Regions from separate parts of the Mus musculus genome. Here region 2 is linked to region 1. Evidence: chromatin loops called from intact Hi-C (ENCODE). Cell type or tissue: gastrocnemius. All regions are shown on one strand. Each heading gives the region's core, and the rest is flanking DNA. Links, peaks and the distances in the headings are about the cores only.

The links. Peaks named below come from ENCODE experiments on the same cell type or tissue, not always from the same donor. Only the 100,000 strongest peaks of a DNase experiment are listed, where the experiment ranks them.
Region 2: it touches region 1 in a loop (2.9-fold over the local background); 17 of 42 quality-filtered maps call a loop at or near these places.

Annotation. Positions count from the first base shown.
Region 1 is chr14:21,103,809-21,119,109 of GRCm38, forward strand. It overlaps Adk (adenosine kinase), which reads left to right. Exons shown (of 11, transcript NM_134079.4): 3 at 12-65. Among named protein-coding and RNA genes, the nearest start is that of Adk, 59 kb to the left of the region's middle. In gastrocnemius, for the core only: a CTCF peak has its summit at 6,924; no DNase peak of the experiment used is centred there; H3K27ac peaks cover 243 bases.
Region 2 is chr14:21,042,146-21,057,446 of GRCm38, forward strand. It overlaps Ap3m1 (adaptor-related protein complex 3, mu 1 subunit), which reads right to left and starts at 10,297. Exons shown (of 9, transcript NM_018829.4): 1 at 9,995-10,297; 2 at 3,343-3,618; 3 at 2,508-2,679. The coding sequence starts at 3,615. It overlaps Adk (adenosine kinase), which reads left to right and starts at 10,429. Exons shown (of 11, transcript NM_134079.4): 1 at 10,429-10,555. The coding sequence starts at 10,494. In gastrocnemius, for the core only: CTCF peaks have their summits at 6,947 (motif pointing left) and 8,772 (motif pointing right); DNase peaks (open chromatin) are centred at 6,930, 7,581, 8,773, 10,088 and 2 more places; H3K4me3 peaks cover 1,897 bases; H3K27ac peaks cover 2,110 bases.

The sequences.
Region 1 (15,301 bases), core at 3,474-11,473:
ATGTGTTGCAGGTATTCTCTGAAACCAAATGACCAGATCTTGGCTGAAGACAAGCACAAGGAACTGTAAGTTAATTAGCCTTTTCTTCTTCTTCTTCTTTTTCTTCTTCTTCTTCTTCTTCTTCTTTTTTTTTTTTTTTTTTTGGTGTTTCGAGACAGGGTTTCTCTGTGTAGCCCTGGCTGTCCTGGAACTCATTCTGTAGACCAGGCTAGCCTCCAACTCAGAAATCCGCCTGCCTCTGTCTCCCGAGTGCTGGGATTAAAGGCGTGCGCCACCATGCCCAGCTTAGCCTTTTCTTGTACACACTTCACTCTTCGAAGCAGATGTTGTTCAAGTCACTTGAAGTAAAAATTGTATATATCATTTTTATACATATCATATATATATAAATCATATGCATCTTATTTATATATAATTAATATATATGTAACACTATGGCTGTAATCATAGTGGGATTAGGATAATTTGCACTATATAGTTTGTGCTATATCAAGTAAACCCCAGGGGTAATTGTCTGTGATACCCACTGAAACATGTCCCATTGTATTTGATTTTCCAGATTAAGATGTATGTTTGGAAACACATCATTTCATTTTTTTTTTTTTTTTTTTGCCCCTCTGGTATAAACATGAGATTCATGATTAAATTTGTAGTTTATTCAGGTGCTTTTTCTAGCACTTGCTAAAGGTGAAGAAACATGGTTTCCTGTCTTATATAGCTTTATACAAAAGCAAATACCTACCTATTGTTTAGTATAAAATAAAATACTTCAAACATGAAGCTTGAAATATGAATGCTTTTGAATTTTTTAATGTACTTCTTTTAGAGTTCTATCTTTTTACTTTTGTGAAATACTTACAGAATGCTGGAACATCTTTGACATTTTTCTTGTGGAAGGTAGTAATTAAACGATTGCCATCTGACAAGGACTGTCAGTGTTTTAGTTACAAATGATAGGCTTGGGAAGTTTGAAACTTGTATTTTAGGATCATCTAAAGAGGGAAACTTTAAAATTTTTATATGCTTCTATTTTTTTATGTACTTTGCCTATTAATTAGGTTTCTATCACCTTTATAAGTACACTGATTTTCCAAAGTTCCTTCAAAAGTTTCTTAGCGTACTAGATATACTAATTTTATTAGTGTACATATTTTATTTAATTATGTAGAGAAAAGTTGTTACTTTGTAGTTCAAGCTGGCAAAGTATAACTATGTGCCTAGGCAGAGTTAGAGCTCAAAGTAATGGTCTGGTTGCAAGTGCTGGGATGATGGCTTACAGAAGAGACCCACACACCCTGGAGCCATGGGATGATGGGTTACAGAAGAGACCCACATATCCTGGAGCTATGGGGTGATGGGTTACAGAAGAGACCCACACACCCTGGAGCCATTTTATTTTCATATCTAACTCAGATCTGTCTTGATTTACTTAACCTAGACTTTATTTGCACATGCAAGTACATGCACACTATGTACTGCCTGCTATGTTACAGTTTAATCATTTGCTATTTTAGTTTGTTTTAATGTTTATTTAAAAGTCTATTAGCTGTAGAAGATACAGTTCACCTCCTTGTATAGAGTTTGACTAATGATTTATTTTTTTGTAATTTATTATGGAAAAATGTTTCTAACAATCTTACCTGACACATAAAAATATAACTATGGAAAAATTAAACATACTACACATTCACCCACACACTCACCATCGGGACTTTATCATTTATATTTTACTGTACTTATTTATCACTTTCAGGTTTTGTCTCCAATCCATTCATTAATTTGTTTATTTATTTATTTTTGGATTCGTTTCAAAGTAAGTTTCAGATGTCAGAATACTTTCCCCCAAATTACTAGGGTTTAGTAGTTAAGAGGGTTTTGTTGTTGTTGCTGTTTTAATGTGCTTATGCTAGAATTTTGAGTAAAGGAAATCATATGTGTGATTTAGTTTTTAAAATAAGCTCTCCTATTTCTCCCCCCTCTTCTTCCTCCTCCTCCTCTTTTCTCCCCTGTCCCCCTATTTTGGCATAGACTTTTACCATGTAGCCCTGGCTGGCTTGGAACTTCCTTTGCATACCATACTGGTCTTGAACCCACAGAGCTCTGCTTCTGCCTCTGGAGTGCTGGCATGATAGCCACGTGCTACTGTGCTGGCTATTCCGTTTGGTTTGACATGGATCATTACTGGGGCATGTACCATTTAATTCCTTTTTTATTGCTGATTAGTTTGGCCTTTTTTGTTTTGTTTTGCTTTTGAGGCAGGGTTTCTTCGTGTAATAGCCTTGGGTGACTAGGAACTAGCACTAGCTTTGTAGACCAGGCTGGCCCCAAACTGACAGATCCGCCTGCCTCTACCAAGTTCTGGGATGAAAGGTATGCACCACCGTGCCCAGCCTTAGTCTGGCGTGTCTATCTGAGTAGTCTATCTGTTCTGTATTGGTGAGTATTGGCAGTTGGCTGACTTACTTTTACTGTTTTTTGTCATGTAGGGTTTTGTTTTGTTTTGTTTTTTTTTACCTCTACACTAATGAAAAATCTGAATTAAGTTTGAATAGAATCTTAAATTAAAAACTCATCAACAGCTCTTCATGAAATGTTTACAAATAATGTCATTTGTGTCTTTGACATTTAAATATCTACAATTCTCACAGAGAAAGTAAAAATGCTATTCACCTTGGTTTGATTGGTACACATTGTATGCATGGATTGAGTTGTTATATCTTACTATGCCCTATAAATACGAACAAATATTTTATATCTACTAAAAAGAATGACCCAAATCTCTTTGTGCTCAAGACCAAGGATTTAAAAATTTTGAAATATAGATATAAAACAACATTTTGACTGAGAAGACAGCTTAGTGAGTACAGAGCTTGCCAAGCGAGCAAGAGCACCTGACTGTGAATCCGGAACACGTGGAACACAAGGTCAGTGCCTGCCTGGAGCCCAGAGCTTTGGCAGTGAGATGGAAGATAGAGAGATAGCAGAGTTCCCCGAGGCCTGCGGGACAGGACGTGGTGTACCACAAAAGAGACCTTGCTCAATACAAGATGGACAGCACCTGAGCTTGACCTCTGACCTCCACAAGTGCTGTGGTACTCGTGCACTTGCACTCAGACACACGTAAAGTACTTACAGACACACACACACCAATACATATACACCAAACACTCAGACACATGTAAAGTACTTACCGACACACACATACACCTATACATATACACTAAAACAAAAAAAATCCCTAAAATGTAATTATCTAATTAATAAGGCATGCATTCTCATAAAACACTATTATTGATTTCTTACATTCAAAATAACCTTGACATATCATGATATTATAAAAAAAACTGAATACTATCATTAGCTAACTTACATACAACTTACCTGATTCAGTGCATACAAGAGCTTCTAATATACTGATGGTTGGTATTGCTTTATGTGAAATGATTATGTTTTTATTAAAAACCATCTTAGTCTCTAGACTCTGAATCCTATTCCATAAGCAGTCATCATGCTTCTTGGGCATTCTCCCCAGCCACACCCTGGAAAACCCGCTTGCCATACAGGGAAAAATTCGGTCAGCAGTGACATTTGTTTTTCTGAGCAGGATTTTGCTTGTTTCTATACACGGAATACTCTGCTCTAGGGAATGGTTTCAAGTTAGTCAAGTGGAACAATTACAGTTGTGATGTGATTAGTCCAGAACTGTGGGGCTCCTGCTTGGCTCTGTGAATAATCCCGTAATGAAACCGGTTATTAGTTTTCTATGGATTTGTTTTTACCCCATTACAATCATAGTTTTATAAATGGAATAGCTTAAAATAAGAAAAATGCCCCTTTGATTCAGTGTTTTTTTCCCCTTGTGGTAGTTACTGTGTTTGAACATTAACACGTCTGTGAAAACGTGGCCTGGGAGCCCATTTAAAGGGTTTATTTTGGACTCAGAGACTTCAGTCAGTCTGGGGTGGCTGGCTTCATCACTGTGAGACTGTGGCAAAACAGTGTGGTGGCAGGGTGCTGTTCTGGGAGACCAACAAGCACAAACAGAGAGATTTAAAGGGAGAGAGGTGAGAGAGAGGGAAGGAGAGAGGCAGCTATGAGGTAATTCCTTTTAAGAACACACCACCACCAGGGAGGCCTCCCATCTTCCTACTTTGTGTCACCTCTCAATAACACGGTTAAATTCTTAATCCATTAGCAGGATAGTCCACAGATTAAGACAGAGCTCCCATGATCCCTTCCTTATCCAGAAATGTCCCTTGTGAACATTGCATTATGGACAAAGCCTTTAACAAAAGCCAGGGGCCGAGGACCTGCATTTTATATCCAAGTCATATCTTCATACTAGGTACTGCTCAAAGATTCTGTATAGTTTTGTATACTTATCATATCTCAATAAAGGAATCAAAAAAGTGAAAGATACTAACTTTATTTGTAAATAGAGACTTAAGAATAGTTTGATTTCTTATATTTGAGCATACCTGCAATGGTAAAAGATAGAACCACTTTTATATACATATTCATTTATAAACATATAAATTTTACATTGCTTGGAATGTGAATAGTGTTGAGATGTGATCAGGAAAATTCATGAAAGAAAAGTTAATAATTGCTAAAGTTATTAACAAAAACTTATTCATACCACTTTATAGAGATAGCCTAAACTGGATAGTTGATTTTCCTCCCACTTTGCTATACTCCACAAAGCAGGGGGAGAAAAATCAATCTCTCTTCAAGGGGCTTAGGTTTATTTGTTTGACTTTGAAAGACAGATGCTAAGGCAAAGCCCAGTACCTATTTTGTCACACATCGGGTGGGAGACACAGGAGTAAAGGGACCTGTCACAGGTAAACCAGCATTCATCACAGTGCTGGGCCAGAGGCTGCTCTTCTGCTTCCCTCTTAAGCTCCCCACCCCCTTCTTCTTTTTGGCTCCACCAAAATGCTCCTAAAGCATACAGTAATTTTATTGTATTTATTTATTTTTAAAGATGATTTTACTTTGTATTTATAAATGTTTTGCTAGCATGTTCACCACACGTGTGCATGGTTCCGGTGGAGGCTAGATGTTGGGTTCGATGGCCCTGCAGTTACAGATGGTTGTGAGCTGCCACGTGGGTACTGGGAACAAAACCCCAATCCTCTGCAAGAGCAGCAAGTGTTCTTATCCACAGTCAACTCTCCATGCACAGTCATTTTAAAAGAAGGTTAGTGTTCGGTTTAGTGACTGAGAACAACACACACAGTATCTTGCCGCCTAAATTAATATCACAGGACCAATTTGTGATTTTAGAAATCACCTTAGACCTACAACCAAATGGGTTGCCGAAAACTGATTAGGTATTGTGTATATCTGACTTTTTTCAATTTGAAGATATTTAAAATTCTTCCAAGGTGAGGCAAAAATTCAAAGGTTTATGTCAGATTAATACAGAAAGCTTTTGTGCTTAGGAAATGTCAGACTTATAGTTTAATTGAGTTATATTCTGAATTTTGTGTGTTATATGGTATATTAAGCCTATTGTGTATTTTTCATTTCCTTGAGAGTTTTAATCAGAATCCTCATCACTGAAGTCCTTGCTTGCCTTGGGTCTCCTTTCCCGAGAACATGTCCAACTTCTTCCATCTTACTTCTTTGATTTGATGCATGTTACTTCCATTGGGAAATTCAAGCTAAGGTTCCAGTCTCTTTCATGTAGGAAACATTTATTTATACACTGTGTTTGTTTCCAGTGGAGGGAACCAATCCTAGCCTCAGGGATACAGGCGAGCACTCTAAATACTGAACTACATCCCAGCAGGGCCCAGAATCATTACTTTTCAAACTGTTTTTCTATGTAGTCTTAATCTTTACAAAGTAACTTTTCTATGTTGTTTGAATTAGTCTTTGAAAAGCTCCTTAGGGTGTACACTAGTACTCTATGCAGAATACAGAAAATGCATACAAAGTCTTCTATTTTATCTCAAGTAGAAGGAACATGTGTTAGTACCAGTAGCATAAAATTATTCTTTTATTTGAACAAAATTGGTACTTATTTCATGTGTGTTGCTGTTTTGCCTGCATGTATGTCTGTATACCACATATGTGCCTAGTGCTTGTAGAGGCCAGAAGAGTGTATCAGACCCCCTGGAAGCTGGTGAACTGGTTGTGAAGTGGGTGTTGGGAACTGAACCCAGATCTATTGGGAAGCAGCCGGTGCTCTAAACTGCTGAACCATTTCTGCAGCCCCATGTAATTAACTGTGTATGAGAAATAACTTTGATTTTTCTTCAAGTAGCATGCTATCTAGAATAAGAAATGAAGTGCGTCCCTTCTTGCAGGGAGAATTGCGGCCATTACCATTGTCATCATCAATATTATTACTGAACTGATGATCATACAGTCTTTTTTTACACAAAAATTATCATTTATCACAAAACAACAAACTAAGCTTCTGATAAAATTCAAAATATCTGTGTGATAGGCATCTTACCCCAACTCTCCATTGTGATCAGTGGGTACTGGCTCCATATTAAAGCGTGAAGTACACCTTCTGCATCTCCTAGGGACCTTTGGGTATACTGCGGCTTGGATGTATTATTTTTGAGACTGAAGCTAGGTTATGTGGACTTGTTCTCCAAAAAAATGAAGAGATGATGTCTTCCAGAGGGCCATCTTTTTAAGTAATTGAGACAAAACTGAACAAAACCACTACTAGTTGTAAGTGTAGTTAGTGAGTTTGTAGTTTGTGTCTTCTTGGAAGTGGAGTGCTACCACAAGCATACTGTCTGTGCTATTTTGAGTTGGTTGATCACTGAGATGGACCGTCAGAAGATACTCTGAGCTCATATCATGGACTGGAAACCCATAACTTCCAGCAGACTGTGATTGGAAGTTTGCTTTATCATCGCTTTATTCTTTGCTTCTGGCTCCCTCTGTGGAACTCCGTTAAGACTGCAGCATGACTTTCTAGTAATTTAACAAAGCCGTCAAGGTTTTATGTAGAAGAGATCAGGACCTTCTTTTGAAGTTTTCTTTTATATCCAATCACTCTGGGTGACATTTTGACCATGGGACCCCAGTTCTTTTTTTAAAAAATGTTAGTATGTGTGAAAACATTCCTCATAGCAAAGTTCCCCCAATAATGTATGAATTTGTATTATTCTTGAAATTGCTTTGTGTTAGTGAGAAATTTAAGGTATCGCCTGAGTGAATGAAATGCGTGTTGCACTTAGGCCTACCTAAATGTGCTCCCTTATACTTTCTTAGCAGAGTGCAAAAGACTTGATTTTTCTCCAACATTTGAATCAAATTCGTTTTTAAGTGCTCCTAATTTTAGCAAGTATTTCATGTTGGTAGTTAAGTTTATATAGTTACTGTAACTGCTCTTTTGGTTTGAGCTTTTAAAAGACAGTTTTAGGTTTCTCTAATCAGGTATTTTTGTTTTTTTGTTTTTTTTTTTTTTTAAATATGTTGCTCTGGACTTTGAGTATAGCTTAGTGATTGAGTGCTTGCTCGCTCTCTCTCTCTCTCTCTCTCTCCCCCTCTCTTTCTCTCTCTGTGTGTGTGTGTAGCAAAAGAGAGCATTAACCTTTTAGATACTTATTTTATCAAAAGTCATGAGATTTGCTCAACTCCTGTCAGAGAACTTCCTCCTGCATTAAATGGGAGTTAACACGGAGATCCACAACTAGATAGTAACAGAGGAGGAGAGACTTTTGCAACACTCAGTGGTAAATGAGAGGTCTTCACCAAACTCCTTCCATCAAGGATCAGGCATCTCTGCTGAAGAGGAGGCAGAAAGGCAGTGAGAACACACACAGCAGTACTGATGTGCATACAAACTGAAGAGACCGTGCAACATACACAAGGCCTACACAGATGGGGTCCTGGCAATGAGGGGTGTGGACAGAGGCTCTCACCCATAACCAAGAAGCTGTTTACACTTGATACAAAGGGGAAAGCAGCTCTCCTATGGAGTGTCACTGGGTGTGTCAACTGCATTACACAGCAGGCCCTATGCCCAGGAGTGTTTAGCCAACACAAAATAAACTCTGTAGTATTTTTGTAGACTTTTGTTTTATTTTGGTACTTTTTTTTTTTTTGTCCTATTATTCTTTTGCTTTTTATTTTTCTGTTTTTGTGTTGGGAGGTCGAGGTGGGGAGGAGGATCTGGGAGAGATTGGGGGAGGGGAACCATCATGAAAATATACTGTGAAAACATATCTTTCAGGTTTAAAAAGTCTTGAGTTATATAGTACTCTTACGAAGCTTTTGCTTGCAAGTGCCTCACAGTCTTCGGTGTGGATGGTTTGGAGTTTCTCATCCCTGGTGTTCTGTTATAGGCTGGGACCCTTCATGGTGACGAATGGCTAGTGCAGCTCTAGAGGTAATTATAGTTGAGAATTTAGTGACAATAAGAGAGTGTTTCTTTTAAAAAACTACTCAGACAAACTTTCTAATGTGATTGTCCTCTGTATCACATGTTCTTTCTGAGTCAGTTGCAGAGCAAACAAATGGGTTGGGGATTTGCCTCAGTGGGTAGAGTACTTGTGTAGTGTGTTTGAGGCCCTACGCCTGGTTCTCAGAACTTTATAAATCAGGGCGTGGTGCATGTTGGGTTGCAGATGGGTCACCGCATGCACTTGACCCTTGGGCGGGTTGTGTACATCTACTCATGTCCTCAAGTTTCAGCACCATGTGCATTATCCCCCGAGCCTTCTCCCTGGCCTGCATATATTTAATGGTGTAAAAACTATTAATTAAGTTATGCATCAGGCACTGTTTAATGCCTAATTTAAACCTTCCCATTTTCATTATTATAATGAAAATATTCCTCACATTTCTGCCTATTTTCAGATAAAAACAGTGTTAAGTACCATACTTTTAATTTTACTAACGACTCTCCTGAGGTATGACAATCATAATTAACAAGAACGTTTCTGCCTTGGTGCCAGGGATCCCATCCGGTGCCTCCCACATGCGAGGGAAGCACCTCCCCACCCCTACCTACCTCACTGTGCCCTCTGCCTTTGCCATTTTACCTAACGCTAGTCATTGCTCAATATGTGTGCTGTGAAAACATCTGAACCCGGGGGTTGCTCTTTTGGTGAAGGAACTTTGATCTTTATTTTCTGATCACGAGCTTTCAGTTTGAATACAGGTTGGCAAAACACTTGTGAAATAGAATACCTAGTGGTATATAGCTTTATGTTCCTGTCTGTGGCGACCACTTTGAAGTGGTGTTTTCTCCTTCCATAGAAGCCTCCCAGGCATGGCTTCTCAAGGGCACTGTGAGTCATTCCTGCCTTGAGAGCAATTGTAAACCTCTCCTGCTTTGCTCTCTCATCATCTCTAAGGAAATGTGTCAGTTGTCTAACTAGTTTCATTATTGATATTTGGCCTGTTAGGGTGTCTTAGTGATTCCAATTCCTTTAGGGTTTGTAATTTCTTTTTTCTTCTTTTTCTTTTCTTTCTTTCTTTCTTTCCTTTTTTTTTTTTTTTTTTTAGTTTTAAGATTCTTAAGCTGGTGATAGTGGCACACCCCATTGATCCCTGCACTCAGGAAGCAGAGAGGCAGGTGGATCTGTGAGTTCAAGGCCAGCTTGATCTACAAATGAATTCGAGGATGGCTAGAGCTACACAGTGGAGCTTGTGTCTTCAAAACAAAGTAAACAGAAAGATTCAGAGATGTTCCTGAAAATTTTGTGTTTTGAGATAGGGTCTCACAGTGTGCCCCTGGCTGACCTGGAACCCACAAACGTGTGCCTCCACAGTCTGATAAAGGCACGCTGCCCCACAGCCAGCCCAGAAGGTTTCTTGACCTCCCTGATCTGGTTTCTGGCCAGATTTTACATTAGAAGAGCTAGGTTGTCCTGTAATTTTGTTTCCTTCCATCTCATCTCAGGAGCCAGCCAAAGGTAAAGTTCCCTCTGTCTTTGTACCTTTACGCGCTCAGTATACTTTTGTTTTTAGGCTTTCTTACTTATGTTTGGTGATTGGGTCTCAGGGTATGTCCCTGGCAGGACTGGAACTTGGTAAATAGGCCCGATTCTCCTTAAACTCAACCACCCTCCCTGAGCTGAGGTTAAAGGTGTTCACTAGCATACCTGACTCAGTATGCTTTTTAGTGAATAAAATGTCTTGAATATCCAGAATGTCTCCAACTCTGACTCTACTCGTTCTTTATTCCTTGATGATTCCCTCCTGAGGTGTTAACAGTAGGACCCAAGGTTGCCTGCCTCCAGTCCTGCCCCTTCTGTCATTCTGCTTATTAAGTAACCTTCCGTTCACTTTGTCCTGTCCCCTCCTAATGGTCCACCTCTATGAAAGGTGAATTCATCCCACAGTTGACTATAATGTTAACAGACTTGAAGAGATGGGTGTGGCTCAGCATGCCTAGTTCACTTGTGAGACCAAGGCAGGAGGTGATATGTTAGAATAGTGGCTCGAGTTGGAACATAGCACACCAGGCCAAAACAGTTCCACGTGTAAGAGGGGCAAGGTGGCAGCAGAAAAGAGAAGGGGGGAAGAGAGAGAGAGAGAGAGAGAGAGAGAGAGAGAGAGAGAGAGAGAGAGAGAGAGAGAGATGGGGTATGGCTTTCTTTATATATATGGGTAATGATGTAACACAAGTAAAGGTAGGAGGTGAGCTAAGTGGATTCTGGGGATATGGTGGCTGTTGCCTTGGTAATGGGTCTGCAGGTCCCACCTATGTGATGTCACAGGTTTCAGAGGTCCTGATGCCAACAGGAGGACTGTCTTGAGTTTGATGTCAGCCAAAGACAGACAAACACCACCAAACAAAATTGCTTTAGTGGTTCTGTAATTGTCCAGTGTCAAGCATGGCTTGTAAGTTGTTGCTAACTGGGACCTTGCCTTCTCCTTCAGTGATAGCCTCTGGAGTCAGCTTTCTTCTGTCACCCCCCACCCTTTTCAGAAAAATTTAGCCACTTCTACCTCCCCAATTCAGCCCTAATGAATTTGTTCCTACTATACTGTAATTTTTCTGAGAGTCTCTAATATTAGACTGAGTTTCTTAATGACTAATTACATCCCATTATGCTGGCTACTCTACATAGTTTTGTGTACTGCATTTTGTTGCTTAAATTCCTAAATGCTTATGGATTATGGAATAAGTATTCCTTGAAATGAAAGTTAAATTAACAAAATTATGTTCTATCATTTATGAGAATTTTAGAAAAATTTTTCCTAAAGCTTAAGGTATTATCTAAAGGTATATCTAAAGGTTTAATGTGTGTGTATGTGTGTATTTCTACGATCTATCTATATAGATATGTATAGATTGTCTACATCTATAGGTGGATTTGTCAGGCAATTCAATATAATTCTGATGTTTTTATAGTAAAGACTGTAGAAAATAATGATTTTGATGCACAATCCAATCCTAAAACTAGAGTAATTAGGAGCTGGGGTGCTGCTCAGTGGCATAACACTTGTTGGGAGTGAGGTTGACGGTTGAGGAGAAGATACAACATCTTTACAGCATAATTTTATTCTTTACATAATCATATACCCACATATGTACACATGTGTGTACATGTGCATGTATTTATTTGTAGCTCTAAGGTATATTGATAAGAGATTAAGAAATGAAAGTAAAGAAACTTTCTGTTGGTCCAGTTTGACAAAGAGCAAGCTCAAATTGGTATTCTCTGCTGGCGTCTTCCCTCCGACCCTGAAGAAGGACTTTGTTCTCTGTTTATTGAACAGCACAGAAAGCACGAGGTGGGTGGGAAAGAGATGGGGGAGGGATTGATTTATCACAGAAACTTTTAAGGGAGTTTCACCAGGGAAGACTTCACTTCCCAGGAGACCTAGAACAGCACTTAGAACCACACACGCTATCAGCCTATATCTGCATGCTGCCTGCAACAGTTATAGGGTATTTGTCATTTAAGGTTGTTTTCAACTTTCAAGGTGGCTGCTTTCAGTAGGCAATTACCGTGACATAGTTACATACACACATTATTCTGGGAGTGTGGAAGAGTTTGTAACTCACGACTAAAGGATAGGTTGTAAATGTTGTTTGGGAAATCTAAGACATTGCAAGGTTTGTAACACTGCTTTTGGAGGTTAAACAGCAGGACAGCAGGTTAAGTAGTCTCAAGTTCTAAGTAATCTCAAGGCATTTTATTAGGTTAACTGCAAGTTTGGGGTCAAGAAATACTTTCAGAAAAATGTATCACCATACTAGGGAGTACTGAACCCCCTGGGCTGTCACGGGGTCCAGGTTAGTTGACACTGTTGGTCTTCCTGAGGAGTTCTTATCCCCTTTGGGGGCCTGAAATCCTTCCCCCTATTCTTCTATAAAAGTCCCCAAGCTCCATCTACTGTTTGCTGTGGGTATCAACATCTTTCTGAGACAGCTGCTGGGTGGAGCCTCTCAGAGGACAGCCATGCTAGACTCCTGTCTGTGAGCATAACAGAGTATCATTAATAGTGTCAGGGATTGGTGCTTGCCCATGGGATGGTTCTCAAGCGGGTTATTGGCTGGCCATTCCCTCAGTCTCTGCTCCCCCTCCCCCCATCCTGCATTTCTTGTAGACGGGATAAATTTTGGGTCAAAAGGTTTGTGGGTGGGTTGATGTCCCTGTTGGTCCACTGAGGTTCCTGCCTGCCTACAGGAGGTAGCCTCTTCAGGTTCTATATTCTCAATGCTGTGAGTCACAGCTAAGGTCACCCCCTATTCTGGAAGTTGCTTTTATTTATCTTTTCCCTTCCTGTTTCTCCTTATCCTTCTATTTTGAAAGGTACTGTATAAAATCATGGTTCTTTATAACATCGCAGCTATGTTTATGATGTATTTCTTTCTTACTGGTATGCGGTGCAGAGAAAACCAGAGCTGGACATTGGTTAAACCAGTAAGACTGGGGCTGGAGCGGTGCCTTAGTGGTTAAGAGCATTTGCTCCTCTTTTTTTTTTTTTTAATTTTTATTAGGTATTTTCTTCATTTACATTTCCAATGCTATCCCAAAAGTCCCCCATACCCTCCCTCCCCCCACTCCCCTACCCACCCACTCCCACTTCTTGGCCCTGGCGTTCCCCTGTACTGAGGCATATAAAGTCCAATGGGCCTCTCTTTCCACTGCTGTCTGACTAGGCCATCTTCTGATACATATGCAGCTAGAGGCACGAGCTCTGGGGGGCGGTGGGGGGGTACTGGTTAGTTCATATTGTTGTTCCACCTATAGGGTTGCAGACCCCTTCAGCTCCTTGGGTGCTATCTCTAGCTCCTCCATTGGGGGCCCTGTGATCCATCCAATAGCTGACTGTGAGCATCCACTTCTGTGTTTGCTAGGCCCTGGCATAGCCTCACAAGAGACAGCTATATCAGGGTCCTTTCAGCAAAATCTTGCTAGTCTATGCAATGGTGTCAGCATTTGGAGGCTGATTATGGGATGGATCCCCGGGCTGGAACCAAACACCCATGGAAGGAGTTACAGAGATAAAGTTTGGAGCTGAGACGAAAGGATGGACCATCATTTGCTTCTCAATTTCTAGAACCCGACTGGTGACTTCAGAATGTCTGTCATTTCCATTCCAGGGGATGCTGCACCTTCTTCTGGCATCAGGCCCACATGCTTATATGTAGACAAAATGTACATATGAAATAAAAATAAATCTTTTTAAAAGAAGCAATAAAACCTGGCATTATTCCGGGGCCATTGCAACAAGAGATAAATAAACTTGATGTAGAGCTGGCTTAGGTCTGATTACAAGAAAGGACAAATGGGCTGTAGCTGAGGAACGGGCTTAGAAGAAGGGAATTGTGAAGAGACAGCATCAGGGTAGGGAAGAGGCGATGACACTGGACTGATCCACACCACACTGATCTGACGGCTTCTTATGGAAGGTAGCCTCAAATGATGGCTGGGAGTGAGGAAACATATGTGTTAATGAGGGTAGAGTTCTCCCACTGCTGGGCTTTTGAGGACATAGCCCAAGGGTTAGTTCAGAAAGGGCTCATCAGATATTACCTAGATTAGAGTTTTCTCAAGGAATAATTTGACTGAGTAGCTAATATTTTCTAAAGCAGAGCCCTCCCTGCAGATGATTGTGGTGCGTGCTAAGATGTGAGAACCTAGGCACAAGAAATAGAACATTAAGATGAAACCTGGGTAATCCCACCATACATTCCAAAGACAAATCTGAAAAACTGAAACAGAATTCTGTATGTTAGTCAGCTTTCTCTACAAAATACTGTCGATACCCTGTGTGTAAGACTTTGCCTGCTTTAGCAGTGTGACCTCTTTGAGACTAGAACTTAAGTATTGTTTTGTATTTTATATAACTTGGAATATTTACAGAAGATTAGATACTGGATTAAAGATAGAAACTGCATTTTAGACTGTGGACTCTGCTACTTGCACCTAAACGATGTGTAATTAAATTACTTAATTGGTGAAAAATTGAGTCTGGTGGTTACTGAGGCTCACCCTGCTGGGTATGACAGTACATTGGGCTAGAAGGATCTAGGTCTCTTTTCATAGGCTGGCGTGTTCTTTCTGCCAAAGGTTGTGCTTGATCTAAATATAGCTTATTTATCTTGTTAGTGAGTCTCAGCAAGGCCCGTTTGGCCAGAACATAAAGAGACTATATGAAAGACGTAACAACATCTTCTCTAAAATGCTTATTTTTATTCAGAACTAACTGACTTTTGAAAAAATATAGAGAATAAAATCCAATTTTGCCCACCAATCTTCAAAAAGAAATTATGACTCTCAGTAGTGTAGCGTATTGCTTTATAACCTTTTTTGTGGGTGGCGATGTTTTCTGAGCAGGGTCTCACTGTATAGTTCTGGATGCTTGAAACTTGCTCTATGGACCAGGCTAGTTTCAAATGCAAAGAGTGCTGGGATTAAAGGTGTGTGCCACCAGGTCCGGCTTTAAGGACAATAGAAATGGCATCCTATCCAGGCGTTTGAGTGGGTATTTTTTTTTTTAACATATGTGCCCTTTCCATCTGTGTGTGTAGATAGGGTTTCCTGTGATTGATTGTGCCATGGTGTACTTGGTCTCCGTCTCTACCTCATTTCTAACTTGCTCCATTGCCACCTTTTAATTTTGCTTAAAACAAACTTTCCTCATGTTCTTTTCTTGGTTCTGGTCCCTCTGAGTTCATCCATGTCTTTATATATGCATGTATGTATACTGTAGTTTCTGGAGAGTCATTCAGATCCTGTGGTAAGAGAAACGGACTGATAGCGTCTCTTGTGTATGGGCAGAGGGTACCACTGGAAAGCCTGTGGAGAGTGCTTTAATTCTAGTGAGTCTTCCTTGCTATGGCCCCAGGAGGCAGCAT
Region 2 (15,301 bases), core at 2,834-10,833, 62 kb before region 1:
CCAGCCTGAGCTCTTATGAGGACTGTCTCCATAAACAAAACAAGACACACACAAAAGCACCCCAAACAGAAACTGGTTTCAGGGCTGGGGATGTAACAGGCAGAGTGCTTGCCTAGTGTGCATGAAGCTTTTTGTTCAATGTCCAGCATTCAACGGTTGAGTGTACACTTTAAACCTATCAACTGTGAGGAAATGGAGGCAGGAGGATTGCAAATTCAGTCATTCTTGACTACACAGTCACACAATATATTCCAATCTAGATTAATTTTTAATGACAAGGAATATATGCAGTCCAGGATGGCTTAGAACTGGGGATCCTCCCATATTAGCCTCCCAAATGCTAGGATTACAGATGTGTGTCACTGAGTGTAGCTAACAAAGCTAACATTAATTTTATAGTCTATTTATTGCTGGTGTTCCTATCTCCAGCCTGTTCCTTTGTAAGAGTTTTAGAAAAACACTGCTTTAATCATATTATTTCCCTGTTCAGCAGCCTTCAGTGCTCCCCCGCCTGCATTCTGATAAAAGCTAAATGTTTTGCTCAGCCCTGGCAGAAGTGTTCTCCCATCTCAGCTCCCTGTCGTGGACTGGAGGCTTGGCCATCCCATCAGCCCAGCTTCAGCTGTTCCGTGTGCCCCTCAGTGCTCAGTTATCAACAGCTCTACTTCTGCTAGAGGGGCTAATACAGCTCAATCTCCCATTGTATGCGTTATTTTCTCATTAATGCTCTTATTTCTCTATCTTATTCCACAATCTACCGATTCTGATGGGTCCTGTGCTAGGGCCTGGTAGTTCAAGAAAGACTACTTCAACTATTGAACCACTCTTTGGTATGTGCATATAGGTGTGGTACTAGGAAACAGAATCAGGGCCTTAGTTTAATAAGCAAGGCTCCTCTGTACCTGTGACCTCACAACTGTAGCTGGGATTACAGGTGACAGCACCACATTCAGTCTGAACCCATTCTCTTTATGTCATCAACTCATGTTATAGTTTTACATGACAAATTAGTACGTTTTTCCTATCAAATACATTTTTTTCTTAAAAGTTAAAAAGTATGAAATGGGTTGGAGAGATGGCTCAGTGGATAAAAGTGCTTGCTTATGCAAACATGAGGACCTGCTAGATCCCAGCACCCACATAAAAAGATGGGTGTGACTTTGTACACACCTGTGATCCTAGCACTGTGGGGGTCGAGACAGGATGGCTAGGGCTTGCTGGCCACCGACCTAGATCCAGGGTCAGAGACCTTGTCTCAAAAAGGACTTGGTGAGCGCATAGAGCATGACATCTCCATGTACACGCACACACATTCATACACATATTTTAAGATGTATAAGGCAAAAATTAGGATGGCTTCTTAGCTAAAAAGATAGTCAATGTAAACATTTTAGCATGTTTCTCTTTGCAAATATTTATATATATATCTATATCTAACAGTTTGTGCTTTCCCCCACCAAACACAGTATTGTGAGAGATTTGCAGTGCCTCACAACAATGTCCATGAAATATCAAAGTACTCTTTAAAATGTTTAGATATTTAAACTACTTTTCCTAGAGTGTAACTCCTTGATGTTAAAAGGACAAGTACAGATGTGGCTGGAGTGGTACATAGCATTCCATAAGAATCTTCCTTTAGAAGATGTTTTTTCCTTTTGGATATCATCCCATCTGGCCTGGAGCTCACTCTTTAGGCCAGGTTGGCCTCAAATTCTCCTGAATGCTGGGATTAAAGGCTTGTGCCAGGAAGCCCACTTTTTGTGGAAGACTTTTAATCAAAAGATGATCTGAATATGGTATGGCCTACAATTAAACCCAATTAAGCTTATTTTTTTAAAAAAGCATAAAGCCCAATATGCATGAAGTCTACTAATAATTTTCTACCTATTTTATTAGTTTTTCTTTATTCGAAGTACTGTTTATTGAACCCAGTAATAGGAAAATGAGCTATACCCTAACCCTAAAAGTCCTTTGTCCTTCAAGACTGAGCCTCTTTCAATAAATGAAACAAAACATATTTCTCATTCTATATACCAAGTTGGCCTTGAACTTAATTAACAATTCCCTGGTTAGCTTCCTAACAAGTGATATGAGTACACATGTGAACTACACCTGACCTCATAGGATCTGTTTTTGTTATTGTTCTCCATCCCCAAAAAGAAAAGGGGCCCGGTCAGATGAGTTGTTGGGTAAAGGCATTGGCTGCCATGCCTGAGGGCCTGATTCAATCTCTGGATTCCACACGGCAGACAGGGAGAACCACTGTCTTCTGACCTGCACACACATGCTATGGCATGTGTGCAGGCATGCGTTCATGTGCACCCACACACCAAGAGAGAGAAAGAGAGGGACAAAGAAAAAGAACGGAAATATACATTCATTTAAGCATTATTGGTAACTTAATTTTGGCCAAAGTAGACTACCCTAATAGTCTGTCATATGAGCAAAATGAGCTGTTTATACAATTTCAATGGATCAGTTCCTAGCAGTGTTTTCATTTTTCATACCTGTAATAGAATTGACGACAGAACGTAGAATTGTTGGTGGTTTAATCAGTTCTTTCAAAATGTTAGATTCAGTAGCCAGTGGGAATCCATTGTCTAACATTTCTTCCAAGAGCTCATATACTATGACCACATTATCCTTAATTGCAGCCTCTGAACACTCACCAAAGTAGTCCTAACAAAATATTCATGATATTGAACAAGAGAAAGCAGGAAGGAAGGCTTGCTTTTATATAATACCCTTCGTTCTGAAGAGTAAACTAATAGTAGCTTAACTCATGGTTTAAGATGCTAGAAATATATAGACTTGAAAAAGTTCTCTATGGAAATCCTAACATTTCTCTTCAATATTTTCTTATTGTATTTATACTGAGCTGATTCCTATTATATATCATGACAGAAAGTACTGAGACATCAATCTGCAATGTGAGCTATAAACTTCATTTGCCCTCACTAACCCACACTCAAACACATACAAAGCTTTAAGCTATTTGGTTTATTCATCAAATAGAAAATAGAAAACAGAAATATAAAGGCGCTCATGACAATAAAGACCTTGTGATGATCCAGAGAGTGCTTAGTGGAGGGTACTCCTGTTTCCTCATGATATAATTTGCCACACATAAAAAGCAATGAGCAGAACAGCAACGTGCGCTACTGTATACTCTCTGCAAGTGTTTATGAGATTGTTTAGTTACAAAGAGAAGTCAGCCAGTACACATCAGAAATTTAAGTAACAAATGAAAGCATGCGCACGTGTGTATGTGTGTGTGTGTGTGTGTATGTGTCCTTGAACTATCTTGGGTGATTTAGTAACAACAGTTTGACGGATACAAACCTGAAAAGTGTCAGCAACTCGATGCAGAAATTCAATTACAAAGAGAGGTGGCACTTCGGTCTGTATCACAGACACAAAGAAGAGCTTATCCCGGTAGATACTAATGAGGTAGTGGTGAGGTGTTGAAATGACAGGTGGGACATTTTCAACATCAGCAGCTTTCTCCTGAGCTTCAAAGAAATAGTCACACACTGACTGGCTTACAACGCTCTTCCAGTGTTTTTCTAGAAAAATGTCGCCAGAGCAGTTTATGAGAAATAGACTGTGGATCATTTTCTGTGGAGGAAAAAAAAAGGGGTTATGCTTACTGTACACTGAAAATGCACAGTTGCAGTAGATTGTAACTAATGCAGAGACTCACATCTGGACGATGTACAGCGAGTAAAAGACTTTGGAGCACTCAGCCCTAAACAGGAGGTCTTTATCATATCCCTCCTCTCAAGACTCAGGGAACTATGTAGAAGAGACAGAAAAGAGTCCAAGAACCAGTAGTGGACAACTCCAAGGAAAGAAACAGCATCTTCCAGGCACAACAGAGATGATATGCATATGAACTTGTAGAGACTCTGACACCACACAAAGACCTCCACAGATTCACACCAGACAAAATCCCAGGGTAAAGAAAGGGACGCAGACACTAAGTCCTACCCCTGACCAAACTGCTTGCAACTGATACATGTTAGGAGAGGGAAAATTGTTTTTCTCCACTGGTGTATCACTGGGCAGGGCAGGCACCATCCACAGTGGTTGACAACACGAGGATGACTCTGCACGCTCGCGTGTGTGGATGTTTGTTTTGTTATTTTTTTGTCTGTGTTTTCTATTTGTCTGATTTTTCTTCCTTTTCTTTTTGGAAAGAGAGAACACAAAGCTGGGTAGGTATGGGGAAGGGAAGGACCTAGGTAGGGGAAGGAGAAAGAATATAATCAAAATATATTGTATTAAAAAAAATTCCTTGGGGCTGGTGAGATGGCTCAGCAGTTAAGAGTGCCGACTGCTCTTCCAAAGGTCCTGAGTTCAAATCCCAGCAACCACATGGTGGCTCATAACCATCCGTAACAAAATCTGATGCTCTCTCCTGGTGTGTCTGAAGACAGCTACTTACATATAATAAATAAATAAATCAGTGGAGATGCAGAGTTTGGAGTCTGCTGAGCTGGTTTAAAAAAAAAAAAATTCCTTGTCATATTGCCTTGACATAAAAACCAGACAAAGGCAATGGAAATAATAGCAGATTAAGATCACTTAAGAACACAGATGGAAAAGTTCTTAATTCTAGAAAACAAAATTCAGCAACAAATTAAATCATAAAAAATATGATTTATTCCAAGAATGCAAGTTTATTTAACACAGGATAGTTAATTAGTGCAATATACAATATATTGTTAGTTCTGTTAACTTGACACAACCTAGGTAAATCTGGAAGAGAAAGTCTAATTGAGGAATTGCCTCCATTAGACTGTTCTTTGGGCATATCTGTTGGTCATTAATGTAGGACCCAGCCCACCATGGGTGGTGTAATGCCTAGGCTCCTGGGTGATGTGAGAAGCTAAGCAAGCCACTAAGCAGCGTTCCTCCATGTTTCCTGCCTCTGCACTTTCTTCATTTCCTGACCTGACTTCCTTCAACGAGCATCTGTGATCAGGATGTATAAGCCAAATAAATTTCTTCCACAAATTGCTTTTGGTCACGGTATTTATCATACTGACATCTGTTGGTGATATCATTATAGACAGATGCTATAGTCAATGTGCTCTTCTGGCTTCATTTAAAAGGAAGAGTTGAAGGATATGTTCCATATAGAAACCAAAACATGCTCTTGATTTTATGCTGAGAAAGTTTAACTGATTAGAGTAGAAACAAAAGAGGTGACACAGGTTATGTCAAAGCACTAGCCCCCTGGAACACAGTGGCACTCCATTATCACAACACTCTCTAAGACAGGTGCTTGTTTTGACTGGTTATTTTAGGGTTAGATTTCCACTCACTTTCTTAATCTGGTGAAAAATTCTTTCCAGGAAAGTTTCCACCAGAGTTGTTTTTATCGGTAGCAGTTCAGGTTTCAGAACACTGGTTGTCAACCCAGCCACTGGATTTACTGTTGTTATCCTTTGTGCTGAGAGCTTAACACTTCCAGCACTCAACAGCACTTGGCTTTAAAACCTATTTTAACCTCCTATAATAAGAAAAGATCTTAATTTTTCTATCCATATTATGATCAATTGCCTAATGTATATAAGAAGCAACACCTCATGAAACAGAAAAAAATTAGCCTATTTCTTTAGCCACTTATGCTTTTAGTAGCTGCAGTTATGTTGTTCCTTACTTGATTGACCACCACCACAAACTGTATGTGGATGTGACTTTTGAACTGCAAACACACCCATCAGAGATTTGATTGTAGTGTAACTACTTCATGAATCCTCTTTATGTGTGCATTCTTCCTGACAATTACAGTCAAAATATTCTTGGAAGGTAAGTGTGTCTTTTGCTTTTTAGATAGTCGTATGTTGCCAAACTCATGGCCTTAAGCTATCCCTTGCCACAGCATCTTAAGCAACAGGAACTACAGTCATCCACCACACCCAAGGTTTCTTTCAGAGCTTAATGGAGGCACAGAATGGCCTTTATACACAGTGAGAGAATGGGGGATGGAAAGATGTTTAGGTCAGTAAAGAGCCTGCCATTTAAGCACGAGAACCTGAATTTGGATCCCCACTGCCATATCAAAACAGGAGGTGGTGGGTGGTTCCTTTCTGTAACTCTAACAGTGGAATAAGGGGTTGGGGACTGTAGAGTGGAGACAGGCTTTCAGGCTAGCTATTCTAGCCAGTCAGTGAGGCCCAGGTTCAGTGAGACTGCCTCAGGAAACAAGGTGGAGAACCACAAAGTCACCCAACTTAAACCTCTGATCCACACACACATGGGGATCCCTGAAGTTGCATGCACCGCCCCCCCCCCACATATGCATGTACACATACACAAATATGAAACGAGAAGAATTTAGTTCCTCTGATTCTCAACCAGAATCTTAACCATTTTCCCCTATTCAACAAACTGTTCTATATTTATATATTAGGCATTTGGGGATATGCTAAACTGAAAATTTCTATACTTTTCGTCAGTTGCAAATACAAATATAGTAAGAAGCAACTCATATGATAGGATAAATAGAGTGAACTATTGGAATCTTCAAGGGTTACACGTACAAAGAGAATACATGAAAGAAATCCAAAACAAAATGTGCAACTCTTAAGGTTGAAGAAATGCTGGAAAAAAGGTAAGAATATGAAAACAGCCACTGGTCATGGGGCAAGGCTTGCCTTGTTTATTGTTCTCAGTGAACTAATTTCCCACATTTTATTTAATTTTTTATTTTGAGAGAAAATATGCAAATCTGATTTACATTTCTGGAGAGATTATACTAATTATACTATGGAAATTGGATAAGAAGTCACCAAATTATGTGACACCAGTTAAGAGATGAGTGATGGATCAGAGCTGGAGAGATGGATGCTTGGCAGGTTAGAGGACAAGGCTTGACACCCTTACAACTGTCTTTAACTCTAGTCCAAGGGGGTCCAGTGCCCTCTTCTGGCCTTCTCAGGCACTGCCCTAGTAGGAGCCTGTACTAGAAGGTTAACAAGAGAATGGAGTAAAATATACAATGAGATTTGGACAAGCTTTAAGAAAAAATGTATTTAAGTCTGGGTATGTTGTACAGAAATAAGAAGACAGCTGAAATAGTTAGTCCTGGTCATACATAATTTGACCCAATTCCTAATATATTTGACTCAACTGAGTACATTCAATCACTGTATTTGATTGAGTCTAGTCCTTCAAAGAGACTGATATGTTGTTAATGGGTATTATAAGGAGTTATATCCAAATAAATTATGAACATAGCAAGGAACATATATGAAAGAAAAAGCCAGTATTTGAATAGCAAGGAAGCGGAACTAAAAAAGGAAAAAAAAAAAAAAAAGCCTAAGATGGAGCTGAAGCAGAATTTTAAAAATGGGGAAGGGTTTTAGTATCTGAAGTGTATTGGAGAATTTTAGTATCTGAAGCATATTTATGCATTTCTAGGGGAATGCCACACAGAAGTGAAGCTGTGAAGATTTAAAAGGATGAGTAGAAGTGGTTTTCTCAGATTGGAGATGACTCAGTGATTAAGAGCATGTACATGCTCCTACGGAAGACCCAGATTATGCTGGGCTTGGTGCCAAATACCTTGCTCTTCAAGGGAAGAGGCAGGGGGACATCTGTGAGTTCCAGCCCAGCCTGGTCTACAAAGGGAATTCCAGGACAGCCAGGGTGGTTACACACAGAAATCTTGTCTTGAAAAACCAACAACAACAACAACAAAATACCAAACAAAACATACCCCCAACAACAACAACAACAAAACAAAACTGAACCCCTAACTCAACAAACAAAGCACTCAGATTCAATCTTAGCACCTATGTCAGGCAGATCATAACTCCAGCTCCAGGGGATCTATTGCCTTTTGTTTCTATGGGCATGGCACTCATGTGCACATACCCACATACAAACACATACAATAATGCAAATAATAAAAATAAACCCCAAATAATAAACAAGTAATAAAAATAAATATCAAAAAATGTTTTACAATTTTCCTTTTTAAAATTTTCCTTTTTATTCTCAAGATAGGGTTTCTCTGTGTAACCTCGGCTGTCCTGGAATTCACTCTGTAGACCAGGCTGGCCTCTAACACAAGAGTCTGCTTGCCTCTACCACCCAAGTGCTGGGATTAAAGGCATATGCCATGACTGCTGGCCACCAATGATCTAACATTTCCAGTCTTTTACCCTCAGCAAATCATACTGTTCCCTACAGACTGTTTGATAAGACTTTTTTTTTCAATAATTTAGATGTGTATTATGTGTATTTGAGTGTGGGTTTGTGCATGTAAATGCAGGTCCATGAGGACCAGGAGCGGACAGTGGATCCCTTAAAGCTGGAGATACAGGGGGTGGGATTAAAACCATCTACTGCTTCGGCCGAGGACCAGAGTTCAGTTCCTAGCACCCATCTCAGGCAGCTCACAACCCAAGTTTTTTAAACTTTAATTTTGTATGTATTTCTGTTTGTATATGTCATGTGAGTGCAGGTACTTGCAGAGGCCAGAAAAGTACATCAGATTCCCTGGAGTTATTGGTTGTTAAGACCTGAACTTGGGTTCTCTGCAGCATCTCCCACACAAATTAGAAAAAAAAAAAAAACCCCAAAACACATGCCTACTTAAAATATATCTATGTCTTATGCATTAAAAGGGGGTTAACTTTTCTGATTCGCAAGTAGTTTTGTTTTTTTTCTTTAAGTTTTTATTGTATTTGTATGGGTGCTCTGTCTGCATATGTATCTGTACACTGAGTGTGCAGTGCCCAAGAAGGCCAGTAGGGGGAGTAGGATCCCCGTGGGACTGGAGTTACAGACAGTTGTCAGCCACTGTGTGAGGGCCAGGAATTGAACCTGGTTCATCAAAAGTGCATCTAGTGCTCTTAACTGACAAGCCATCTCTCCAGCTCCAAGACTTTTTTTTTTAAATCTATACCGAGAATATATGATTGTCATATTTGATGTGATGGGTGATGTTGGTTAAAGTAATTTTAGTGATAACTCAGTAGGATGTTGGCAACGGCATAGCAGTGTGGTTCTTAGCTAAAAGCAGCAAGTAGGTAAAACAAAGATAAGGAGACTGAGATGGCTCATCAAAAAAGGTGTCTGCTAGCAAGCCTAAGGACCTGAGTTTGAGCACTAAGACCCTCATGGTGGAAGGAGAGAATTGTGGCCCAGAAGTTGGTCTCTGAATTCTACATGTATATTGTGGCATGCAACACACATACAACAAACAAATAAATGTAAAAAAAAAATGTTTAAAAACCAGGAAGACACTGAGAAACAGACGATAATAGCAGTGGGACTCTCTCAAAAGGGGGGCACGTTTTCTTCTTTCAATACAGAGGAAGGATTTATATATTTGCCTGCAGAAAATTCCTTTTCTTCTGTGTAATGTGTTTTCAAGTCAAAATCCCAAATGCCACCAAAAAAAAAAAAAAAAAATTCTTTCCCCGCGAGAACGCCGGATTTTTACAGTGACTCAACTTCTCAACTAGGAAGTTAAAGCTTCAATATCAAACAAATCCACTGCATCCAATCAGCCCACCCCTCATTATGTTTCCATTCTCCAGGCCACCTTCTTAGTTTACAGCCCTGTCACCTGTCTCCTGAGAAGCTGCAACACCCTACTCACTGTTTCCCCATCCCAGGCCAGCTCACGCAGGCGCCACCCTATAAAGAGAGCGTTCTTAGCTTCTTCAGGGGACTTGCCCTCCAAGGCCAAACCTGGGGTCCTACAAATTCAAGTCGTCGGTACTGCACCTCACTATAGATGACATTTCCCGTGCCTGGGGTCCAGGGTCCGAGAACCCTACGTGGCAGGTGCACCGCTCCCTTCCGGCCCAGCTGGCTAGAAAGCCCGGACGTGCCGGGCAGGCGCGGCCCCGGTGCACAGCAGCGGGGACGCTCCTGGAGCCCAGGCTAGAGTCCCGAGCCGGAGCTATGCGGTCTACTCCCCGGCTTTGGAGAGGTCTCCAGCCCGGAGACTCCCCGCCCTCACACTCACCCCGACACCTGGGCGACTCAGTGATTCGGTGCCGGGTCCTCTCTGCACCGCAGCTGAAGCAGCAGAGAATGCCGCGAGGACCCCGCGCTCGGAGTGCCCAGCAGATTGCCTGACTAGCAGCCGCAGAGGCACCAAGGAGGTCGGCTGGACTAGATAGACACAACGAGCGGAACGGCGTTCAGTGAGAGGCTCGGTGTCTACAGAGGTTGAAGATCTGACTCTTCCACATTACTCAGGGGCTGAAGGAACGGGGAGGTTGGCACTCCCTGAGCGCAGGCGCTCACCCGCAGCCTAACTCCGTTTGGGGTCCCTTACCGTAGTAATCGAGGTCCTGTAGGGAAGCGCGTAGAGCCAATGGTTATGGACTAGAGTCACGGATTGGGCGGAGCTTGGAGAGGCGGGGCTTAGTGGAAAGGGGGCGGTGACGAGCTGAGGGGCGGGGCCACCGGACTGAGGGGCGGGACGCGCGGCAGAGCCAAACTACGGTGAGAGTGTGAAGATGGCAGCTGCGGACGAGCCCAAGCCCAAAAAGCTCAAGGTGGAAGCGCCACAAGCGCTGAGGTGAGAGCTGCCCTACGTGGGGGAGGAGGGAGATGGCACTCGCAGTGAGCCAAGGCCCACGTGGGCTGGCGCAGCTGGTTGGTGGCTGCGTTCGTGGGGCCAACGCGCTGGACCTGCAGCTCGGGGAGTTGCCCGCGTAGCTGCTGTTCCCCTCAGTGCCCTCTTGTTCTGGACTCTGCTCAGGTGCATTCTCGGCCCTGGCAGCCACTGACCAATCAGAGCTGCTGGCCCGGGGGCCGAGCCTTCCTCTGGCGCCACGTGCTTGTCTTCGCGGGCCGCGCTAGCGCGACCCCAAAGGACCTATCTGGAGCTGCATCCTTTCCTAGGGTATTTAGCGGGAAGGCGCCCGGCGCCTCCTGGACCCTGGTAAAAGATAACATTCTTGGAATTCTTCAGAAGGCGTTGCAGAAGAGCGTTTTGAGTTTTCCGTCAGCTTTCTGAAATCATCTTTGGAGACCCCCTTCATGGGACCCCCAAGCAACCTCAGGCTTAGGTTAGGAAAGTTTTTGTTTGTTTTTCTTTTTTTCCCCTTTGCATATTTGGCAGGAGCGGAGAGCTCTCTCTCCCAACACCTGACGCACAATTGATGTTGCAACTTTCATTTACAAAAAGCCGTTCGTTTTTTTAAAAAAAATTTCTTCCTAATAAGTATAAAGTCCAGCGCGCTCAGTGTCTGATGACTTTGAAGTGCTCATTGGAAGGCAGTGATTTTGCTACCTAAAAATAGACGCATCAAACTGATTTAAAACCGTGGGCCTGTTACTGATTATACAAGGCAAATTCCATTTATTTCAACATATTTTTTCCATGTTCAAAAGGAGAATTGATTCACAACTGAAAAGGAAAGTTGGGGGGTCCCAAATCATGTTCTTGGTGGAATGGGTCTGAGCAGGTCCCTTTTAGTGGGTTTATTTAGTGCCTATTATTCTTAGAAGGTTATTGTGCATGTCTAATACCACAAACGTAAAACATTAAAAAAAAAACAACCAAAAAACTGAGGATGTTTTATTTTAAATTTTAGATTATCTGGGTCAGTGAGATGGCTCAGCAGATAAGGGCATTTGCTGCCAAGTCGGATGACCTGAGTTCAGTCAGACTCCAGGACACACGTGGTGGACGGAGTGAACCTATTCTGTTCTTCTGTTGTCCTCTGGCCCCGCCCACTGAATAAACGCATACTGTCTCCTTAGATTTTCTTTTAATAAAAATGATACTTTATATATTATGATGATCCATTTTAACAGTGCTTACCATCTGAAGTAACGGTATAAAGAAGCCTCCATGAAAGAAATGCAGGGATTAACCTTATTTTACAGGTGAGGATATTGAAGCTCAAAGAAAACATTTAAGAAAGGAAAATTCGAACCCTGGGCATCAGGATTCAAGTTTATTATTTGGTTCTAGTGTGTTTACACAACATCCAAGACATGCTTCTATTCGAGTATGCATTTTTAAAAATGATCCATGGTAATGATTAATACTTAGATATGTATATGCCAGGTGCTGTTTCTGCATTCTACGTATTTTAACTCAAATCCAAACCAACCTGATAAGACCATTTCTATAATTATCTCAATTTTACCAAAAATGAAGAGCCATATACATATCTGTCTATTTAAAATTGTAGATAATTTAGAGGAATAAAATTCACTTTCCATAATGCTAACCTATTGCTTTCTGCACAGGTGAAGTTAAAAGATTTTGACTGTATGGATTCTTTAATTTTATGCAGAGACCTTTGAGTAGACTGTTCCTCCCTTTGTTAGTTAGGATTGCTGAATGATAATGCATTTCGGCTGAATTGCTCTATGATTTTCCTGGCAGTTAAGAGATTTCTACCAATTTTGTTTAACTGTGAGAGAAAACAGCATAAATTGTAGGCACAGTTTAATGTATAGAATTCGTCAGTGGAGAACATATAAATTAGTAAAAAGCATTTATAGATATTAGGAAAAGAATTTAGGAATTTGTGAGTTGTCAGTTATCTTTAGGAAAATAGTTCTTATTTTTATTTATGTGTATGTGTGTGTGTTTGTGTGAATGTGTGTCACATGTATGCCAGAAGAGGGCTTTGTATGCCCTGGATCTAGAGTTGAAGAGAATCAGTTATGAGCCATCTGACGTGGGTGCTGGGAGCCCAATCAGCTCTTCTGAAAGAGCAGTTTGCTCTTAACCATTGAGCCATCCTTCCAGCCTAGGAAGTGATTTTTAACTTGGGGAATTTTATCTTAGACGAAACATTTAGCAAAACTTGGTGATAATTTTGGTGGAGTAGGGGAGTGGAGTAAAGTTTAAAGATGCTGGTGAGATGGCTCAGAGAGGAAAAGTGCTTGCTGCCAAGCCTAATGACCTGTGTTAATCCAGATCCAGGACCCATGTGGTGCTTTCAATAGGAATGGTCCTCATGGACTTACCTGTTTGAATGCTAGGCCCATAATAAGTAGTGCTGTTAGGAGGTATGGCCTTGTTGGAGTAGGTGTGGCTTTATTGGAGGAAGTGTGTCACTATGGCTTTCAGGTCTCACTATGCTCAAGCTAGGCATAGTGCAATAAGGATTCTTCTGTCATCTATGGATCAAGAATCGGACTCTCAGCTCCTTCAGCACTGTGCCCACCTGTACACCATCATGCTTCCCACCATGAGGATAATGGACTAAATCTCCGAAACCCAGCCCCAATTAAATGTTTCCTTTATAAGAGTTGCTGTCCTCAGCCGGACATGGTGGCGCATGCCTTTAATCCCAGCACTTGGGAGGCAGAGGCAGGCGGATTTCTACAAAGTGAGTTTCAGGACAGCCAGAGCTATACAGAGAAACCCTGTCTCGAAAAACCAAAAAAAAAAAAAAAAGTTGCCGTCCTCATGCTGTCTCTTCACAGCAATGAACCCTTACTAAGACAGCCCGTTTGGTATGCACTTATACACGCACACAGACAATAAACAAACAACTAAATGTGATTTAAAACAAGCGAAAAGCTGGCATGGTGGCCCATGTCTTTAATCCCTGCAGTTTGGACGCAGAGGCAGAGGCAGGCTCGGGTCAACCAAGGTTATATAGTGAGTCCCTTTGTAAACCACAACATCTGACAGCTGTAGAGATTTCCTTGTTTGGTCTCCCATCATGATGCTCCGACCAATGCATAATGGTGTTTCTGGGCATCTTATCAGTACAGAAGAAATCCCTCTGTGATCGAGATTGTCAGGCTAAAACTGTCAGGATTGTTGAGAGTGAGAAACTGCTTTGGGAGGCCCATCTGACAAGAGTTTTTCCTTTCTTATTCTTTACCATTTGTTAAGCTGCTTGCTTTTCAGGGCCTGGAAGTTGCTAAGATTTCAAAGAATCAGATTGTAACATGTTTTCATTTGAGGAGAAAGAAACTGAGTATCAGACATTTACACAAGGACTACTCAATTTTCTTTTCTCTGCTTTGGAAATCTTAGCCAAGCTCACTGCCTCAGGGGTCACCTCTAAGAAGACACAGCATCTTCCAAGTAGTGTTGAACACATGCCCAGTCTGTTCTTTCGGTCTGTCTTTCAAGTGTGTGCTATTTCAGGCACTGTGCTAGGAACTGAGTATGGAGAAAGAAAAAGGTAAGATCCAGGTGCTAGTCTACTCCTGTGAACTAAGCGGAACTTGTGAAAAATACAAGGTGATCATTATTAACCTGACTAGAAGCTAACTAGGTGGGAAGTAAGGAGTTTGCCTTTACAGGGAAATTATTCTGAAGGCGGGGCCTCTTAGGATGGGAGATATAACTCAGCCTGACTGGAGTAGAAGGTAATAAGTGTCTAGGCTTCATTTGGGGCATTTTTTATTTTATTTTATTATTATTATTATTATTATTATTTTTGGTTTTTTGAGACAGGGTTTCTCTGTATAGCCCTGGCTGTCCTGGAACTCACTCTGTAGACCAGGCTGGCCTCGAACTCAGAAATCCGCCTGCCTCTGCCTCCAGAGAGCTGGGATTAAAGGTGTGTGCCACCACGGCCGGCAATTTTGGGCATTTTCACGTGTGAGATCTTTGTATTCTCAGGTCTCACAATCTCAGGTCTCCCAGGCTGACTTTGACCTTGATTTGGAACCAAGGATGACCTTGAACTTCTAGTCTTTTTGCTTTCACCTCGCCAGTGCTGGGATTTCCAGGCTGCCATCACACAGTCTTCAGAAGCCAGGTTTAACTGTTGAGTTTCTCTAAGTGACTTGCTGATCTTTAAGATCACATATATGCAAGTGAGTCCATCTCTTGTCCTAAATCCTGGCCTTCAGCAGTTGTCCCCACATTAGTTAGTAGCACTACTAATCTCCTGTTGTCTGAAGTTTAGACTTTACCCTGGCTTAGATTTCTTCTTAGCTTTCTAAGTAGATTCTATGTCTCCAATTTCAAGTTCTGCCTTACCTACTGTAGACACAGCTCTACTTGATCATTAGAGTAAATACTTGTAAGCTATGAATTTGGTATTAGGAAAGATTGAGTCCCAAGAGCCAGTTATCGTGATTCCTTCTGATCTAAATGATTAAAGATTGTTCAGAGGGTATGGGGAAGGATGGTTCAGTTGGTAAAACATTTATCTTGTAAGCAGGGGCATCTGGGTTTGATACCAGAGCACATATAGATGCCAAGTATAGTGGTGCAGTCTACTGGAAAGCAGCACAGGGAAGGTGAGGACACAGTTTGTAGGCTGATTGGCAAGCTGTAGGCCAATGAGAAACTGTCAAAGGGGGCTGGCTACATTCCCAAGAATGATAC